Regions from separate parts of the Homo sapiens genome. Here region 1 is linked to region 2. A link is an interaction called in ENCODE POLR2A ChIA-PET data of the cell type or tissue named here. Cell type or tissue: IMR-90. All regions are shown on one strand. Each heading gives the region's core, and the rest is flanking DNA. Links, peaks and the distances in the headings are about the cores only.

Evidence for each region. Peaks named below come from ENCODE experiments on the same cell type or tissue, not always from the same donor. Only the 100,000 strongest peaks of a DNase experiment are listed, where the experiment ranks them.
Region 1: POLR2A ChIA-PET joins it to region 2 with 6 read pairs; 1 of 35 experiments calls an interaction of 5 or more read pairs at or near these places.

Annotation. Positions count from the first base shown.
Region 1 is chr10:34,140,621-34,150,983 of GRCh38, forward strand. The region is part of intron 22 of PARD3 (par-3 family cell polarity regulator); the gene reads right to left. Among named protein-coding and RNA genes, the nearest start is that of LINC02629, 240 kb to the left of the region's middle. In IMR-90, for the core only: no CTCF peak of the experiment used is centred there; a DNase peak (open chromatin) is centred at 5,391.
Region 2 is chr10:34,502,020-34,512,382 of GRCh38, forward strand. The region is part of intron 3 of PARD3 (par-3 family cell polarity regulator); the gene reads right to left. Among named protein-coding and RNA genes, the nearest start is that of PARD3, 310 kb to the right of the region's middle. In IMR-90, for the core only: no CTCF peak of the experiment used is centred there; no DNase peak of the experiment used is centred there.

The sequences.
Region 1 (10,363 bases), core at 4,302-6,801, 360 kb before region 2:
GGAAGGGTGGGAGGGTTAAACCAAGAAATGTATCAATTATCAAACTACAAATAAAAATAGCTCCTCTGCGCAAGCTTCATTAAGTTTTATCAGCAAGTATCTTGGGGTTTTACACTCAAATCACAGGTCATAAATTCACAGTAAATCCCCCATATGTTCACCAAACACCTGAATTCAATTTCTCTTCTGGTTGTGAAGTAGGAATGTGGTGCCCACATTAATTATGCATGCAAAGTTAGTTTCTAACAAGGGCCGCTTTTTTTGTGATGCTTCAGGGTATTTATAACATCTGAAATTTTGGGATGGATCCTTCTTTAATCTTACCACTTGTATACTGGTATGTAAGTCTAAACTCTCTTTTCCAAATTTGAACATTGAAAAAAATTATAGTTGGTAAATATCTTGTTATAGTCTTTGCATTTTTCTATGATAATCCCAGACATTTATGATATTGCACAAATGGTCTTGATACTGACTTTGAGGTTTTTAGACAAATATTTCTGTGGTTATGTACAAATCACCCTGAATTATAGAGAAAGTCTAAACTGAGGCTAAGTGGCTATATTTATATGTGTCTATGTATACATGTGAAATTAACTACTTAGGAAATATCATGTCATTTTCAGTTTATTTTCACAGTTTTACTCATCATCTGTAATATAAAAAGAATTATGAGAAACTCATGCAAATCCCAAAGGTACTCACTTTGCTCAGCTGATAAAATTCATTTCCAGATTCTGACACCCATGATTTGTTGTCCATTTCACACCAATTTCAGTGTAATAAATCATAACAAATTAAAAACATACAGCTATGCTCTCTGGGTTAAAAAGGTGGTCTCCAAAGCTGTTAATCCTGCATTTGCTTCTGATGTGATAGCTCCAGTTCTCCAGATGCTTTATGGATCACAGGGAGGTCATCTCTCCATCGGAAAGCCTCAGGACTAGATCTTACTCCAAGTCCCTCTGTGGTCTCTGGGTAACAGGACTATCATTTTATAAGCAACAAAACCTCAGGAATGTACCCCTCGCCCTATTTTATTACTTTCATCACTCTTCCTTATTAGCTTGTCATTGGTCTCAGGCAGGAGTAAGAAAAATTTAGTTTTACTTTTTGAGGGGAAGTCCTCCAGCAACAGAGAACATGCAAGCGCAAAGACATACATAATTTCAGGACCCAGCAATAAATACACACAAGAAAGCCCTAGGTAGCTGATCTTACCTAGTGTCACAAAAATGATCCAAGCTGGTCTCTACTCAAAAGGACAGCTGAATCTATCACAGCCATACCTCCAATGGGGCATCTACTGAAAACTCAGCACTAAAGTAACACTGCTTAGCAAGTTTTTAAAAATTATCATTGTCAAACTAATTATCAAGGTTTTGGTTTAAGAAACCATATTCGAATAAGAGTGACTATTGTGAGAATGTGTGTTAAGAGCTTTAAACCTCAAAGATGGTGGACTTCCTCAAGACCCTGTGAGGTACGTGGACAAAGGGCAGGGGCTGAGGTCTGGGCCTCCCAAGTCTCTTGACTCCCTAGCAGGCAATCTTAACATAGATTTAAGCAAGTAAAAGATGAGAGAAAATGTTTTCGGGGTATACCTATGAATTTAAATGCACTTTAGAAAATAAAATGTTGGCTGGGTGCCGGGGCTTATCCCTGTAATCCCAACACTTTGGGTGGCCAAGATGGGAGCATCGCTTTAGCTAGTAGTTTGAGACAAGCCTGGGCAACATCGCAAGACCCCATCTCTAAAAAAAAAAAAATTAGCTGGGTGTGGTGGTGCGTGTAGGCCCAGCTACTTGGAAGGCTGAAGCAGGAGAATTGCTTGAGCCCAGGAGTTTGAGGCTGCAGTGAACCATGATTGCACCACTGCACTCTAGCCTGGGTGAAAGACCGAGACTCTGTCAAAGAAAAAGAAAGAAACAAAGAAAAGAAACAAGGGAAAGGAAAGGAAGCGGGGGGCAGGGAGGGAGGGAGGAAAGAAGGAAAGACGGATGGAAGGAAGAAAGGACGAAGGAAGGAAGGAAGGAAGGCAGGAAGGCAGGAAGGCAGGCAGGCATCATTTTTCTTGGCACAATGCAAGAAAGCAGTTATAATGGTTAATGCCCAAAGTGCACTTACTTTTCATAGTGTGATTTTCTTGAATTCTCTAACAAATGGCAAGGACGTGTAAGGGATTCTAATAGGTTAGAGAACTGAAGAAAGTTTGTGGATTATATTATTCATTCAATAAAACCACTGGGGATACAAAGTTCAGCCAGTTGTGACCCACAGTTGAAGTCTGTGCCTCAAACTAAAATATACATTTAGGTGTCTGATTAAAGAGCAAATGAAATTCAATGTTACAGGTGAAAAATCTTGACAAACTAAAAAGAGTGAAAAACAGGAATACATTATAAAAATTTGAAATAAAGGCTGGGGGCGGTGGCTTATGCCTGTAATCCCAGCACTTTGGGAGGTCAAGGCAGGTGGATCACGAGGTCAAGAGATCAAGACCATCCTGGCCAACATGGTGAAACCCTGTCTCTACTAAAAATATACAAATTAGCTGGGTGTGGTGGTGCATGCCTGTAGTTCCAGCTACTTGGGAAGCTGAATCGCTTGAACCCAGGAGGTGGAGGTTGCAGTGACCTGAGATCGTGCCACCGCACCCCAGCCTGGCAACAGAGCAAGACTCTGTCTCAAAACAACAACAACAACAACAAAAAACTGAAATAAAAAGGCAATGGAAATTAAATTACAAAACCTGATGGGTTTTGATGACACAATAAAATGATTATCATGTTCTTCTTCATATTAGAAAGGTTTTATCATTCAGGCATAGAAACTAATTATAGAACCATTATTTTAATTCTTTAATCATGAAATGATTACAAAGAATTCAAGGCGAACATTTTCTTTGTTTTTGCTTTCTGTCTTTAATGACAGCATAATTGCAAAACACTATACGAAACTAAGCTATGTTTTTTTAAAAGAAAAAATTCCAGTGCAATGCAGTACTTAATTCCAAATCATGTCATAATTCTAAATCATGGCTAAATTCTACAGACTTTCTTGAAATGACTCAGAATATTAAATAATGTAACAAGAGATATATCACCTGTAAGTTTCATAAGAGGCTAACTCTGAAACTTCTTTGAGAATTAGAATAAAAGTAGTGAAACATACATCTAATAACCAGTTTTCTAAAAAGAAACCATTAATGAAGAGTTTGTATTACTGTTTTTAAAACATTTTAAAGATCATTAAAATATTCTTCCTGATTGATTTTTTTACTTCTATTTATGCTCTTGATGAACTTCATAATTATTCATTAATAATTTTCTGAGCTTTTTTTTCTATTTACAACTTGGCCATTATTTATCTGGAGAGAGGGAATAAATGACATAGAAATGTTAATTAATTTAACTTCTCATTTCAGATTTAGTTAAATTATTATATTAGGAAAACAAAAACAGTGTGACCATATTGGTTTGGAGTTATTGATAGATTTTGAAAACTGGAGTTATTGACAGATTTTGGAGTTACTGATAGATTGTGAAAGGGCTTGCAACATTCTTTTGTCAATTACATTTTTTTTTCAAAGTAATACTACATGTGCATAGTTTATATTTTAAAATGCTAAAAGCCTTAAAAGAATCATTAAAAGAAACTTCTTAAATGAAACTTCTGCTTCATCACATCTTGTCTCTCTGACCACCCAACCCCAAGACTTTTAAAGCTTTCAGTCGTTTTCTATGACATTTCTTTTTAACTCAACCTGAGATACTCAGAATGAATCCATTGTAATTCCTGGTTTGTGATACACTCTTGCTAGTGATGGTTTCATTGCTTACTTTCATTTAGTTATGATGAAAGTGCCATGCTCAATATTATTAAATGTAAGTTGCCAGTATGAATCTATTACACAAAGCAAAAGCTAGGAATTTAATAATAAGCCATGTCTAACCAAATTCCTCTGGTATTTAGACATTTCTGGGTAATATATTTATATCACTATCTCCTGATTTATTACTGTTAAACACACCTGTTGACTTCCTACAAAGGTAGATGAAGCATTAGCTCTCTTACACTCAAATCCAAATTCTGACTCCAAATTCCCATCTTCCACATCTTCCCAATATAATTATAGCAAAATTTATATGAAAATGATTTTACAATCTGATTTTTCAGATTTCCAGGAGAACAAGTCTATCATGGCTTATTAAGCCCAATTTTTTTCCTGGAGCCCTCTAACCTCAAAAGCTCCCACCACATACGCCAATCTAGGCTGCCTGCTTCCTGGTTTTCTGCACAGCAGAAGTCCTGGGACTTGTTAAAGCACACATTCGGTGGCTGCCTAAAAGGGTATTAGAACTAAAATATTTTGCGTTTGCATGCTTTAAATGTATGTATTCTATCATTACCACTCACTGACAGTTTGGCTAGGTATGGAATTTCAGGTAACAAAACATTACCCTTCAATATTTGAATGTGTTGCTCTATTATCTTCTAGCTTACAAGACTGATGTGAAGAAATCTGATTATATTCTGATTCTCAACTCTTCATTGTGTGTGTGTGTGTATATATATATATATATATATATATATATATATTTTTTTTTTTTTTTTTTTTACAGGATCTTCTCTTTCTGGTATTCCAAAACTTCACAATGCTGTCCTTTTTGAAAAATTGATTTTGCTCAGCACTAGGTGATTCTTTAATCTGGAATCTTAAGTTCTCCAGTTCTGGAAAAGATTCTTGTGTTATTTCTCTAATAATCTATCCTTTATTATCTCTGTTCTCTCTTTCTAGAAATTGTTTTCTTTAAATATTGGACCTCCCAGAATGAACTTTTCACTTCCTTTCTTTCTCACTATACTGCTCTTTGTCCTATAGCTCATGTTTTCCTTTATGGGAAACTTCTCAACCTCATCTATCAAGCCTTCTATTGTGTTTCTTAATACTGATATTGTATTTATTATTTTCTAAGAGTTCTTTCCCATTTACTCAATAATCCTTTCAATAGCCTCCTGTTCATCTTTGATGGTTTTAACATCATTTCTATTTCACAGAATTACTGTTTATAATTCCTTAATATTTTTCTCTTCTCTTAATTTTATGTTTCCTCCAAGTTCTTAAAGAAAACAAACAAACGTTGTTTGTTTTGGACTCTGTCTTCCACAATTATGGCTTTTCTGAAATGTTTCACATGTTTTTCTGCCCTTTTATATTTAAGAGTGAAGCACTAAAAAGCAGATTAGTCACTGTGTGCTTCAGGGGGGTTTATGAAATGGTGGACAGGAAGGCTGGGCAGAGTGTCACTTTTTTGGTTGGGAATTCTCATGACAGTGTATGTGGACTCCTTTTCCAGGGCAATTCCATGTCTTCCGAAGAGAATCTAGCAATCTTTGGTGCGGGGTGCATAAGCTTGATTCTTGACATTCCAGTGTGATTCTGTCATTCTATATTAACTATGTCCATTTTCACAAAAATAGAGTTACTATTTCTATATCTCATTCTGTTTCTTGTTTTGGAGTGATTTCCAAAAGGAAAAGAGGAAGAAATAGCTTTACTCTCTAATGTTAGACTTTCTAATTTCTGTTATTCTTAATTCTCAATTATTTTCAAATAGCTTAAATGTCTTTTCAAGAATAAAACTGGTATATGGATGCTTATATATTTTTTTAAGTAGACGAAAGACATGGATGTAAATGTTCCAAAATGGTAACAGCTATTGGTTATAATTACAGAATTATGTCCACCACTTCCTAACACACTTTAGGAATAATTTCTGTATTACTTTTTTACAATATTTATGGTTAATTTAGGGAGTACATTTTTAAAACATTGAGTTTGTAATCTACAAAGCTCCAAATACAAATACTGTTTTAAAGATTTAACCGAGTCCTCCACACTTTTTCTCCCAAGCACATGACCTGGTGCTATACTCAAACTAGTTTTCCTTTCTTTGACATGTGATGAAAATCACAGTTTGGCTTTAGTTTTTGCCCACATTTACTTCTGCTGGTCAATATGGTGACTGTGACATACAATTTTTAATCCTCTGTTTCAATCTTTGCTGGTCTTCACTCTTCGTTCTCCTGCTAAAGAGTGACCAGCTCCTATTCTGATCTCTCAGGAGTATCCCACTGATGCTGGTGACAAAGAACGTTTCCCACTTTTCCCACTGCATGCTCCTATCACCACTATGGAAGCGCATGCCTCAAGAATACAATTTCAGGCTCCAGCACATCCCCACCAGTAGATATTGTAGTTTTGTGGCTAAGGCGTGCAAATCGATACAAGTAAACTGAACCTGATTAAAGTTTCTGAAAATCACAGTCTTAGAAGAACCGAGTGGTAAGCTGATTAGCCAAAGGTTTACTGAAAGCCTTTTTTGTTTCAATCCTTGTGTTTGAAAATCCTTCTAGAAAGTAATAAAGGTCTCATCCATCTTGAAAAGAAGGAATAATGGATATTTAACTTAAAAAAAAAAAACTTTTGAGATTTTCATGACTCACTGTTGAGTACTTTGTAGAAAAAAAGGACGAAATTGAGTTCTTTTGGTTTCTCACTATTTTTCTGACAGACCCCCCACCTCACCCCGATAACAGCACTTTTATAGGTATCTACCTCTTGTTTCTAAAAGTGTAATTTGGAAACATATTGGCTAACTGTGGGTTTGCTTGGTTTCTAGCTAATTGAGACTTTATTGTATTGTTGCTTAATACATGATTTTAAAATTATACTGCAGCTGATTAAAATGAGAAAAATATATCTTTACTATTGTGGCAGAGTTTTTTCTTTTTTTCTCTAGTTTGACTTTTTTTCTCTCAATTTCAGGGATTTTCAAATTTCTAAAACAAAAACAAATCAATATTTAATTCCAGACTCAAATTGCTTAATATGTGGATAAAAACCTTTTGATCTTTATAAGTTTATATATATAGTAAAATTTTCCCTTTACAATGTCTAAATTTGCCTCTACATAATAAAATTTGTCTCACAATGATATCTACTTTAATTTGATACTTTACTAACTTTGTTTTGGAAAAAAATCCCAACTTAATATGATTATAGATTTTTAAAATATTTGTTTTTCTCTTTATATATATAATTTTTTAAAAAAATCTTTCAGCTCCTATGAAAGGGCTGGGAAAACAGAGTACTAGTATTACCCAGCCAAGGTGCTGCCAGATCATGAGCTCTAGGGCCAAAGGTCACAGGAATTCAGGGGCACATTTCAAAACCACCTGGTGCCTCAAGGCTCAGTAAGGAAGGGGGCAGTGCCAGCTTCTACCTGAGGACAGAGGAGAAAAGAATGGAGCAAAACATCTGCTAAAACTCAGCATGACCCTTCCCAAGCAGATTGGAACACTGCCTTGCCTGTATTTTATACTTCCAACCGATGTCCAAGTACTGGTGTGTAGGGAAACTAAGCCAAGACCAAATGGGACTAATGATGTGTTTGGAAGCATCAGAAGCCCAGAATGAATAGAGAGAGATACTGACAAACACACTGACATACATACGGACACAGGCATAGATTTAGATATAAATATCAGCAATTGCCTAACCCAGCCACTTATACTAAAGAACCGCTTTGGGATTCCTTTTCTTGAGCTGGAAAAGAAAAGCCTTAGAAAATACATACTGAAATATTAGCCACGTTTGCACAAGCCAACCACCTGACATGAAGCTACATTAAGCCTCAGAAGTCACAGGCCTCCACAGATACCGTTTTGTTTTGTCTTTTCTCATATTGTAATGTCTCTACAGACTGGCGCTGACATTGTTTCATTTTGATATCATAATAGTGTCTCCATGGATTTTGGCTGACATTTTGTTTTGACATTATGTTACAACAGACCTCCACTGACATTTCATTTTGTCACCACAACATTGTTTCTATAGGTTTCTGCTACGTTATTTTGTTTTGACATTAAAAATGCCATCTCTGTGGTCTCAGTGCAACATTGTCTAGAGAACTTTTGGAGAAGGTATGGGGGTGCATGAAATAGATAAGTGGCATCATACAGAACATTTAATGAAGTTGAAGATGTTTTCCATAGAGATAAATTTATACGATACTTAATATTTGCAACATTGTTTCCAAGTCCTAGGGTTTATTACAATATGGATTCAGTTAAGGTGTTAATTCTCTGTCTTTCCAATAAAAGGAGACCCCACAATCCCTTTTATATGTCAAAAACTTCAAAGAATTAATCCTCTATCCCTCTATTGCCAGAATCAAGTTTTTTTTTGTTTGTTTTTAATGAATATGGTCTGAATTTTGTGTTGCAGAACTGTAGGAAGTATTTACGAAGTAAACAACTATAACCCTTTTAATTGTTGAATTTAAGAAACCGTTGATCATGACACATTTTATAAATGTCTAAGAAGACAGAAAATGCTGTCAATTAAAATGCCATTGTATAATAAGTATCTTGATATCAGGGATTTTAAATTCTGAAAAGCTGAATCTTATAATTGATTAAAAATGGTGATGGTATGTATTAAAATTAGCACTACCAGAAACAGCAATAAAAATAATTGATGACCATTTGAGTATTTTTAAATAAATAATAGGATAAAAACATGAATCTTAAACTGATTTTGCAGTTTTAGGTAGAAATCATCTAGTGATTATCCTGAGAGAGGTTTGAAACAGACTTCCCCCTTTCCTGGTAGTCTCCTCTTTCTTCTTGTATTCACAAAATTCTCTATGAACATGTTACTATTTGTAATAAGACCAAGAATATTGACCTCTAAAGCTGCATACTTCTAAATTCTATTAACTTAAATCCCAGGAAAATATCTTTACAATGTAATGATATATCTTCAGATTTGACCAAAAGCCAATATGACAAATGGTCATAATGGGAATATTTCTGTGTCTTTGCAAGCTATATTAAAAAATGTTATTTGATTTGTTATATAATTTTTCTTCTATAATGTATATAGACTTCACAGTGAAATTATACAGCACAATTTAATGCCAGAGAAGGTGTTGCTACAGATGATCTCACGTTTATCAAAGAATTGAGCATAAGAAAATTCATGAATCTCAAACAAGTCTTTGTTTGAAAATGCTTATTCTGTTTCACAATTTATCTATTACAAGTATGTATATTAAAAATACTCCTAGAATTCAGCACTAGTGAAAGTATTCTCCACATGAACTAACATATTTCCTCTGATCGTAGATTAAGGATTTGATGTTGTTCTTTTTGCCTTGGCTGCCAGGAAACTCTGAGATTAAACTGATGTACAACTATAATTACTCTGTCATTCCAATTAGGTAGTCATATCAATTTTGTAATGTTCTTTCTATCATTTTTGTGTCCTTGTAAACTTCATTTGAACAGCTATTTTAAGAAGCTGCTTCAAATAATTTTTTGGAAATAAGGTGGTCTTAACTCATAGAGGGTCACAATGACCAATTTGTTAAGTATGAAATATAAAGCACAGAGTTTCTTGTCATATTTTGAATAATTTCTTCTGATACCCCTTATAGAAATCATCATATTGGCTTCAAGTATATGTGAATAATATGAGATGAGATACAAGTAAACATCTAATCCAGTGCTGACCACAGAAGAGGCACTTCATAAACACTCAATACGATGAAGAATAAGGACATCTAGGGAGAGACATAGAGTGGGTCATTAGAAACCCATGCCTGCAGCTCAGGAGAGAAGTGAAACTGAAGATATAGCTTTGGCAGTCATCGACATATACACAAGTGTAATGTAAGTCATGGAAGTGGATGAAATCACAGTGATAGAATATGGAGAAGAGGGCTGGAGATATATGATAAACCCAACCAACAACATTCTTAGAAAATAACGATTTTTACTTTTCATTGTAGTTGAGTCACAGCAAGAGAGAAGCAAAAAAGAAGCCTGGCTTGCTCATGAAGTCGGGATCTCGTGGGATGTTACAATGTGCTGGGTTTGAGAGCAGTATGTGAGGTGACGTGCCGGACTCTGCCGCAAAAGATTCATTGCTGGGAGCAGGTGGGAGACCTGAATCTCGCTGCTCCCTCCAGCTGGGCCTCAGGCTTGGGGAATACCTGGGCTATGGCAGGTGAATCTGCTTTGCTGGTGAACAGTCTTCTCAGGGGCTGCCAATCCAATTACTTCTATGAGTGCTAAGGTTTCACTAGTTACAAAAAACTCTAAAGTAAATTAAAAATTTGTTTAAATTCATAAAATATGACAGCTCTAAAGTATTATCATAATTATCCTCTCCAAGTCCATCTCTAAGACTAACCTTCCTACTTCCTCAATGTGAGATGAATACCTGCTGTCACATACATGTTTTGTCCCTTCTATAGTCTGGCTAGATTTCTCATGAAAAGAGGGAAAGAAA
Region 2 (10,363 bases), core at 3,507-6,006:
AGAAGTAAAGATCTATGAGAAGGCAAGCCTTCACTAGACACCAAAACTGCTGGCACCTTGATCTTGCACTCGCAGCCTGTAGGACATGAGAAATGAGGTTTGGTTGTTTATCAGCCACCCAGTCTAAGGTATTCTGTTGAAGCAGCCTGAATGGACTTAGACAGTGGGCTCATTTGGATGATCCTGAGTCTCACTCAATTCAAGACTATGTAGTCACATGAGTCTTAAACGTGGAAGAGAAGGTCAGAACGGAAGAGTCAGAGAGAGATGTAACCATAGAAGAAGGGTCCACAAGGTACAAGGTTGATAATGCTAGAGATGGAGGAAGGGCCATACACGAAGGAAGGCAAGTGGACTCCAGAATCTGGAGAAGGCAAGAAAACAGATTCTCACCTAGAGCCTCCCGCAGGAAGGCAGCACTGCCAACCCTGGATTTCAGCCCAGTGAGATCCACACCAGACTCTGACATGCAGGACTGTAATAAACTCTTAAGCCCTAACATGATGATGATTTGTTATAGCAAGAATAGACTAGTACTAATTGTGTGTGTAGCGATATATAGACACACACACACAGACACTCAGAACTACATATACCCTGCTTTCCAAAATTGGAAAAAATAAACTATACATTAGACTTGGCTAGGTGTGGTGGTGACTACCTATAGTCCCAGCTACTGGGGAGGCTCAGAGAGAGGATTACTTGAGTATGGGCAACATAGCAGGATCCCATCTCAAAAAAAACAAAAACAAAAAACAACAACTTTGATTAAACTAATTTCCCACTTTTGAAGAAAAGAGAAGGACAGATCTTAGACAAGGGGGAGAAGTGAGGAAGGCAGAGCTGGTGACTTCTTTTCTGGCAGAAGCACAGACACAGGCCCATGCATATCTCTGCCCAGCTGGCTTTCCTCCCTCTCCTCATAAGGGATCCAACTGAACCATGGATCACAGACCCATACTCAGAATTAAATGCAGTTTTATGCCTCAGTGTCCTTGTTTCTGCCTCCCATTCCCAACTCCCTTATTCTGGTTATTAAAAAAAATTGGCTATTATCAAATATTAGTAGATACTCATGTACTACTTAGACAAACTGATCACCAGCTGGTTTTCCTTGTTCTAAGCCACAAATCATTAGGCTATAACATCTCTGCCAAGCAATACAATATTCTTTTCCAATTCATTAACACAAATTCTGTATTTAAAATAAATACTTCTCAAGCTGTTTTAAATAACAAATTAACGAATGAGTCGGCCATGGCTCAAAATGACATTTTAATTAAATGTGATGATAGGTTGAGTACCCTAGCAGTTCACTAAAATGCCCTTTGCTTACACTTTTTCCATATTATGGTTGGGCAGAGGCATCCCTAACTGATCTAACTGTATTTTCTCATCTTAAACATGGGATCTATCTTTAAAAGATAATTTATTCTTAAATTACATGCTATTCCTATAATCCTTCCATATATAACCTCACTAAATATCAGCTCTGTGTGTGCCTACGTATATATGTATTTGTATATACAGACATTACATACTTTTTAAAAAAATTACTACCAAAGTACTACTAAAAAGACAAGAAAAAGAGGCTTTGTGTGATATGGTAGAAACACACCGCAGGATAGACAACAGGCTGCTGTGATGGCTATTACATATTCATCCTTTCCTCTGTGAGGAGGAGTGGGAAAGTGACTTATAGCGGCTGTTTAATCCCTAGGGTAGAAAATTTAAGGTGCAGAAAACTTTCCACAAGTTTTAGAGAGAACATAGGTAGAAAGGCATTCTATGCTGGGAATACACAGTGTGCCAGTACACAAGAATAAACAGGTTGATGGTTTGGATTTATGAGAACAAGAAAGGAGAAATAGTAGATGATGTCATAATGCTCCTTTTATAGAGTTATGAAAATCATTCATTTCATATCTGGTTAACTGCTTTCAAATGCCAGTGAGAAAAGTAGTTAAAGCAGGGATCAGTTCTGAGACATGAAGATTTTATAAAAACGAGCTTTACTCTGGGAAAGTGCTATCATCAACCCATTCTTGAGCAAAACCATGCTCACTGCACTTCCACATTCACAAGCCATGCAGTATACACACTGGAGCCCCCAGATTTTTTTTTTTAAGAGATGGGGTCTCACTCTGCCACCTAGGCTACAATGCAGTGGTATGATCACAGCTCACTGCAGCCCGAACTCCTTGGTTCAAACGAGCCACTTGCCTTGGCCTCCTGAGTAGCTGTGAGCCACCAGGTACAGCTATTTGTATTTTTTACTCTTTTTGTAGAGACTGGATCTTACTATGGTGCCCATGCTGGTCTTGAACTCCTGGCCTCAAGTGGTCCTCCCACGTCTGCCTCCCACAGTGCTGAGATTACAGGCTGAGCCAATGTGCTTGTCCCCAAGATTAAAAAAAAAAAAAAAAGAAAAGTATTTGTTGATATGTAGGCAATAAATTGACAAATAATAGTTTGTAAATTACTAATTTACCAATCAATATAAATAAATTGAGTAAACACAAAATAACACCATGAATTAATAAACTGATTTAGACTTCTTTTTTTCCTTTAAAATGTAGCCCAGAGAGAGACTACCAGCTGTCCATTCCATGGAAAAGTTAGAGGTGAGAATCTCAGAGGCACACTTATCAGCACCTTGCTGGCTTGTGGGCAGCTTTCTCTTAGTCACTGAAAAAGAAAGGAGTCACTGATTGGGAGTGACTCAGAAATTCTGAGATATGAGGCACCTCTCCAGCTGGGTAGAGGAGCCAGGCAGGAGCAAACAGAACTGAGGACACAAAGCCACTGCTGACACTAAAAGCAACGAACAAATAAATAAGCAAACGTATTATCAAGAAGTAAAGGAGAGATCTATATCAAGTGCAGCGAGAAGAGGGGAAAGAATTGTATCTGCCAGGCTTTCATGCTGACAAAATAATCCACAATATGGGTCTCTGTGTGACATGCACCAACAGAAAAACGAACCCAAGTACCTGGTTGGATTGAAAGATAAAAACAAAAAAAAAGAACTCTTGTTTATTGACCAGTGTACAATCTAATCTTGGCAAATACAACAAACACTTTCAGGCAATTATTTTCTCCATGTAACACACGTCTTACTACCATTTGGAAATGGGATTTCTTGCTTTGATTTAAACAGGCTTTCTTAACATATTCACAGCTACATTCCCATTACAAATTTTCAAGTGTAAGTAACTATTTCTGCTTCCGATAAACAGGTAACATAATTAGGCAAATAAGGCTTATTCTCATGCAAAGGTAACAGTACCAGGCAAGACCTCAGAGTCAAGTCAAATATAATAGTCAAGGGTAAAAGGAAGTGAAGAGGGAAGAATTGGGCAGTGGGGAAATCTTTTGTGTGGGAAAAAATGAATGTGTAAACCTGTTCTTCCCTAAGATTTCATCAGGTTTTGAATGATACAGAGAGCTTTGTGCACAGGGGGTCCAGTAGCACATGGTTTGGGTCTAATTTCAAAGGCAAATTCTGGTGAAATCTGTGACTCACGCCATCCTAACGGGCCACATGTCAAGGCTCTGTGGACACCCTACAGGCAGCCCTGTGGACCCCCAACAGGCAAGCCTTTCCAGATGAATGCCAGGCCAATGTCTACATCTGATGACATGGGGCAGGATATCTCTAAAAAATAATACTTCCCTGGCCAATGGACTGCACCAGTTACTATTATAAAGTGTAAAATATTATATTACATATGTGTAATGATTTTTAATTTCAGGCATCACAGAGATGCAATTAAATATATGGGCCAAATGTTTATTCTGCTTAAAGACAACTTAGAAATACTGATGCCAGGCTGCATGTGGTAGCTCACGCTTATAATCCCAGCACTTTGGGAAGCTGAGGCAGGCTTGAGGTCAGGAGTTCGAGGCCAGCCTAGCCAACATCATGAAAGCCCATTGCTACTAAAAATACAAAAATCAGCCGGGAATTGTGGCAGGTGCCTGTAATCCCAGCTACTGGAGAGGCTGAGGCAGGAGAATCACTTGAACCCAGGAGGTGGAAGTCGCGGTGAGCCGAGATGGCACCACTGCACTCCAGCCTGGGCAACAGAGGGAGACTCCATCAAAAAGGAAAAAAAAGAGAAAAGAAAAAAGAAATACTGATGACATAACAGATAGGAACTGCAAAGATGCTTGGGCCCCACCAAAGTCAGGAGTTTGGAAATGCCACAGATCTTGAGGGGTAATAAGTACTCATACATTTTCAGCAATACCTCTGCTTGTCCTGAATTTGGAGACCTGGGCTTCAGTTATGCCATGAGTACAGAATATGTTATTATTTTACATCAAGCCTCAATTTCCAAATGGTAAACATCAGGAAGGTGAACTGGGAAGTTTCCTAAGGAGCTGTTGCACCCAACACATTTATGAAAATCTTTTCTAAGTCTCTCCTATACAATATATTGATGGCCTCAATGGGGAGAAGTCATGCACATGTCTCAATTTTCATGAGCCCAATGGGAGCAAAGAATTCCCGGGCAACGCAAGCAGATATAAATGACATGATACACTGAAGAGAGTATAATGTTATCTAAGTCTGCTCCACTGTCAAGTCCACAGATGAAATGTTTCAGTCCACCGAGGTGATCACTTACATGTTATTAATGTGTTAGAAAACCTAATATTACTTATGTCTCTAGGTATGGAAAATATATCTTGTTCGTGTTTTATGGATGAAAAATGTCAACAGGCAAATTAAAAAATAATTTTACAACAAAAATCACCATGTTAATGGCCATTTAATTGGAAATCTGAAGGATAAAGTAAATTTCATTGTGATTGCAAATATCAGTGAAAAAGAAGATTTTATTGGTGTTATTTAAATATAGTTCTCTGGAACACACAAGTTGATTCACAGTGCTCCTGCTGCTGCACTGCCGCCGCCTGACAGCCTGTCTTATCCGCCAAATTGCTCATTAGGTTTGGCAATTTTCACCTGCGCCTCCAGTTTATCTTTCAGCAGGGAATACACATCAGTCTGCTTTTACCATCTTCTGCAGTGAGCTTCCAACACCCCACAGTAGCACAGTGTCCCTGATCTGCAACCCTCCAAACACATCTTGCATATACACCATTATTTTTAAATGCCAATACAGCTCCCAGTTTTCTAACCAAAACTACGGGAGAATATGCAAAGTAAGCCCTGTATTACAAATACTAAGATGACCAATAATTTACTTAATTTTTTAATGCAAAAAAGAACACATAAACCATATAAACTTAATTTCTTAAATGCTCATCTTAAGAGAGTATTTCTGAGTGGGGTGCAGGGGACAAGAGGGCAGAGGATCCTCTTCCAATTGGCTCTGACCCCTCCAACCTTTGTTACAGGTCAGAAAAAAGAGTACTCCAATTTATAAATAAACAATAGAGGTAACGTGGCAACGGGAACAAAGAGGTAGCTGAGAGTACTACTCAGCTCTCTGCCTGTGCCTGATTTTGCCGATCCCTGCCAATGAGCACTGTGACATTCAGATCAATTAAAAAAACAAAAAAAAAAAAACAAAAAAGGAGATACTTTGTGGGCAAAAAGCACCAAAGATATAAAACAAAATGTCTGAAACCCCATAAAACAACTTCTGATGGAATACTGTTTTTCATTTTGCAGAAGTAAAATATTCACCACCAACCCTGCAATTAGCTAGAAAATTACAATAATTACAGCAATTTTGTATCCCATCTCCAATCCAATTAATAGATATATGACCTTGTCAACATGTAATAATCAGATTGCATCTACAACAAAACTGGATGGGTTTTATATGCTGAATAGAACTTGCACAGTAAGAAGGTAATTATTTGAAATACTGAGAATACCATTTGTATGCCATGCTCCACTTCACAAGTTAAAAGGAAATACAATAGGAATATTATTTCTATTTGCAATATGTACTTACATCAGATCCAGAAAATAGTACTCTGATACCAGCAAATGTTAGAAGGACAGATCTCTATACCAAAGGTGTTGGATATTCTAGAAAGACAAAATCAATCTGTATATGCTTGCTAAGAAAAAAAATTAAGAAATCAAGAAGTGGGAGGGGGCACTAACTTAGGTACAAGCTTTCTATAACAATTATTGATATTTCTTTAAGGTCTAAATGTTAGGAAGATAGTAAAATCTTATCAGTTAATTAAATACCATCATTTCAGACAAATTTCCCAAGTAATGGATAAAAATTAACTAAAATTAACATAGCTAATAAAAAGTTAAAAATAACAAAAGATTTAAAAGGCAGCAAAAAAAGAAATGAAATAAATCAGATACTTTGTTTCCCCAAATTTTTATAGCAACACCATTTCCAGAAATTTCACCATTCCTCGGGCTTACATCATTTTCAAAGGAAACTTCATTCTTCAGTCTAGATCTTCCAGAGGAGATATTTAAAAATTTGAATTGTGAGGTAAAAGGAATCTAGCCATGACCTAAACCTGGGCTACCCTCAAATATCTGACTTCTACAAAAAGTCCTTGGGAACTGAAGGAAAAAAAAAATCATAGAGTGAAAAAGTCATACACAAAATATCACCAGCCTTGGACTCAATGATTTGCACCTGAACTGTGTGACCCTGAAAGCTTCAGATCTAAGCCTGATTTGTTAATATTGAAAATAAAGACAGTTAAATGTATATCACAGACATGGTTCCAATTTGACTCTGTAAAAGTTCCACTCCATCTACCTAAGGGGCCAGTAGTGTCCCATTCCAGAATACATGTCCTAGTTACTTGGGCTGAGTAACGTCTCAACCTCTTTACACATCCCCAGGAAGTGGATCTGCACTCAGGAGACATGATCGCGCACACCATTCCACAACTATCTGTTAGTCTAGTGCTTCTCCTGTGTCACAGGCTGCATTAGAACTGTGAACATTATCTCATTACTATACAAAACCATCCTGAGGCAGGTACTCAAAGAGGCGACCAGTGTAATTACCTACTAACCTTGCCCAGTGTCCAAGATGGTGTGACTCTCTTTCCTGTACTCTTTCTGAAATGTAAACACTCTATATTACAAAGGAGTATCTGCATAACAAGCTCATGTTGAAAGCATAAGTAGAATATACTCCCATAAAGTATAATATACACTCAAACTTATCAAAATCTGGGTGGGGAAAAAAACCCCAACAGTTATGTAGAATATCTAGTAACCAGTTTCCTTCAGAGCAGAACATGCATCTACCTGGGAGCATGCAAAGACCTTCCGAGAGATACATTTTAAGGTATCCCATGTCAAGCTCTTCGTGTTCAATATGCATCATTCCCTAAAAAGGTTCTACGAGCCTGAAAACAAGGGGGTCAAGGTGTAATGTGGTTTCTTCCCATCCAATTCTCCATGGTCAACAGCCCCAAAGCCAGTATGTCCATGAGGCAGTGTCCAGGGCCACAATAAGTTTAGAAGCCCAGGATAGTGTTTTATTTTCCTTTAAAATCAAAACAGAAAAACAAATTTTTAGAGTCAAAGAAAATGTTTTCACTTTTTTCTCATATCAGAAGAAAATGATACTCTTAGGAACCATGAAAATCAATTCAATGATGCATAAAATGGAAAAAGTACAATACTGAAATATTTAAAGTTAAATAAAATATAATTTTATGACTGATATTACTATGGTGAGGGCGGCCCATGATGGCCAAAGCGCCCAGAGTCCAGGAAAGTCATGATAGTGTCCTGAATAGCTCTTCTGCTTTGCAAAATTAAAAAACAAACAACAAACACACGCATCGAAAAAATGACAAAACAACAAAAAAAAAGCATCACCTGTCCTGAATCTTACAATTGATGTACAACTGTGCATAAAAACTTCCAGGATGACAAAGCACAGTTTAATACAGCAGCCACAAGGCTGAGAACATAAATCCCTCTGGATAACAAACACTTTTGCCACTCAACTAGTTTCTAGATCCCTCCTTTCAACAAAAAAGAAGGATATCATAAGCCAGTTTTCAGCTCATTGATATATCTATAAAAATAATTTCTGACAAAGGATCACTAATTGGTGTTTAGCATTTAACTTGGAGGGAATTAGAAGAATTGAGTAATACTGATGTAACAAAACTCCATTTACTCCCTAAGTTCTGACTCTCCTTCCAACGTAGGAACAACCAGAGAAAGCCAAATATGAAATTCTAAGCAATCACACCATATATGCCCCTCTTCTAGGTAGCCCACCTGCAGCTACCTCATGCCAGCAGTTTCCAATCAGAGCACACTCAAGCCTTCCCATTTCTCCATGCAAAAGCATTCCCACTCCTCAGCCTGCCTGGGAGCCTCCGTCAAAGGCAAGCCATGATAGCTGCCCCCTAACTACAGCAAGCTCTGAATAAATAGCCTTCACCTGTTCTCATTTGGATGGTCTTCACTTATTTCCACATTAAAAAGCAAAACGTTACATATTTGTATATTTGTGCTATTTTGATCTATTATATATTAATAATCACACAGTACTATATTTAAAATTTTAATGTACTTTGTTTGTTGCAAAGAAATAAGATGACCAATAAAAATATTCAAGCCTAAAAAAGATTAGGTTAAAATTCGGTGCTATATGGAGTGGGGGAAAAAAGTTCAAAGAGAAAAGTAATTAAATAAACCTTCAAACTACTAAGAAGTGCCTTGAGTGTGTGTTTCCTTTATTTTTTTTTAAAGTACCTTTATTAAGGATAATTTTGAACCAACATATAGAAGTAGACAGAATAGTATACTGAATCTTTAGGTAACCCATCCCCTAGCCTGTACTATTCTGAAGAAAATTCTAGAGATATTGTATTAATCATAAATAACTCATTACATACTACTAAAAGGTAAAGGTTCTTTTAAAAATAATTTCAATAACCTTATTGCATCTAAATAATTCCTTACTATTAAATGCCCAATTTGTGTTTTATTCATCAGCATACAAATGTCATTCTTTGTATTAAGCCTCATTTAAATCAGGATTTAAATAAGATCCAGACATTATGATTGGATGTTACATCTCTTAAAAGTTTCTAATAACTTATAAATTCCCTCTCCATCTCTTTCTGCCCCTGCAGTTGATTTTATTGAAGAACGTGGGCCATTTGTCTTACACAGTTTCCCACCATCTTGACTAGGCTGATTGCACCCCTATCGTGTTCACATGCTTCTCAGGGTTCTGTATTTCCTGTAAATAGGCACTTGGATTTAGAAGTCTGATCAGATTCATGATTAATTTCTTTTGTCAAGACTACCTTATAGGAGATGTTGTGTTTTTTTCATCAGGAGGCATACAATGTTTGGTTGTCTCTCCTTGATTATTATTTTTTAATGGTGACTGTCTTAGTTCATTTTGTCCTGCTCTAACAGAGTACCTGACACTGGTAATTTATAAAGAACAGAAATGTACTCTCTCACAGTCCCGGAGCCCAAGAGGTCCAAGATCAAGGGGCTGGCATCTGGAGAGGACCTTCTTACTGCATCCTCACATGTAGGAAGGTGGAAGGGAAAGAGAATGAATGCAGCATCCTCACATGACAAAGCGACAGAGTAACCCCAGTACTTCAAGCTCTTTTTATACTAAGCTATTTTTATGCTAAACTCTTCTTTTTATACTAAGAAGTAATTTTTAATACATATATACAAAGTGATTTCCTCTTCATCTACTATTTGGTTATACAGTGATACCACTCATACAAAGGATACACAGAATAGATTTCTTTTTTTCTTTGTGACAGACTCTCCCTCTGTCACTCAGTCTGGTGTGCAGTGGACAATCACAGTTCACTGTAACCTTGATCTCCCAGGCTCAAGAAATCCTCCTGCCTCAGCCTCCCGAGCCACAGCGAGTGCAGTCACACACCACCATGCCCACCTAATATTTTGATTTTTAATAGAGACAAGGTCCTTTATAAATTACCAGCCCGGGCTGTTAATTTTATCTTTCTTTGAACAGTTTTCCAAATAATAAGCAACTTTATGACCTGAACACCTCCCATTAGGCCACACCTCCCAACACTGTTGTACTAGGGATTACATTTCCAACATGTAAATTTGGGGGGACACATTAAGAGCCTAGCAATGATCAGTACCTAGATCCATTATGTCATCAGAAGTTGCAGAATAGTAATATTCCAATGCTACCATTATGTCTTCATTTATTAGCTGAAATACTTACATAAAAAGCAAGTATTTGGATATCCCGTGAAACCACACTACAAGGAAACGCAGAATAGATGACTTATTCCTGCTTTCCTTTATAAGGTTTCCAAATAATAAGATGGCTCACTGGTAGCCTTCTCCTTGCTTGCTGGCTTCTTTATTATCATTATACACTCATGCATGTATTGCTGTTGCTATCTGTATTGA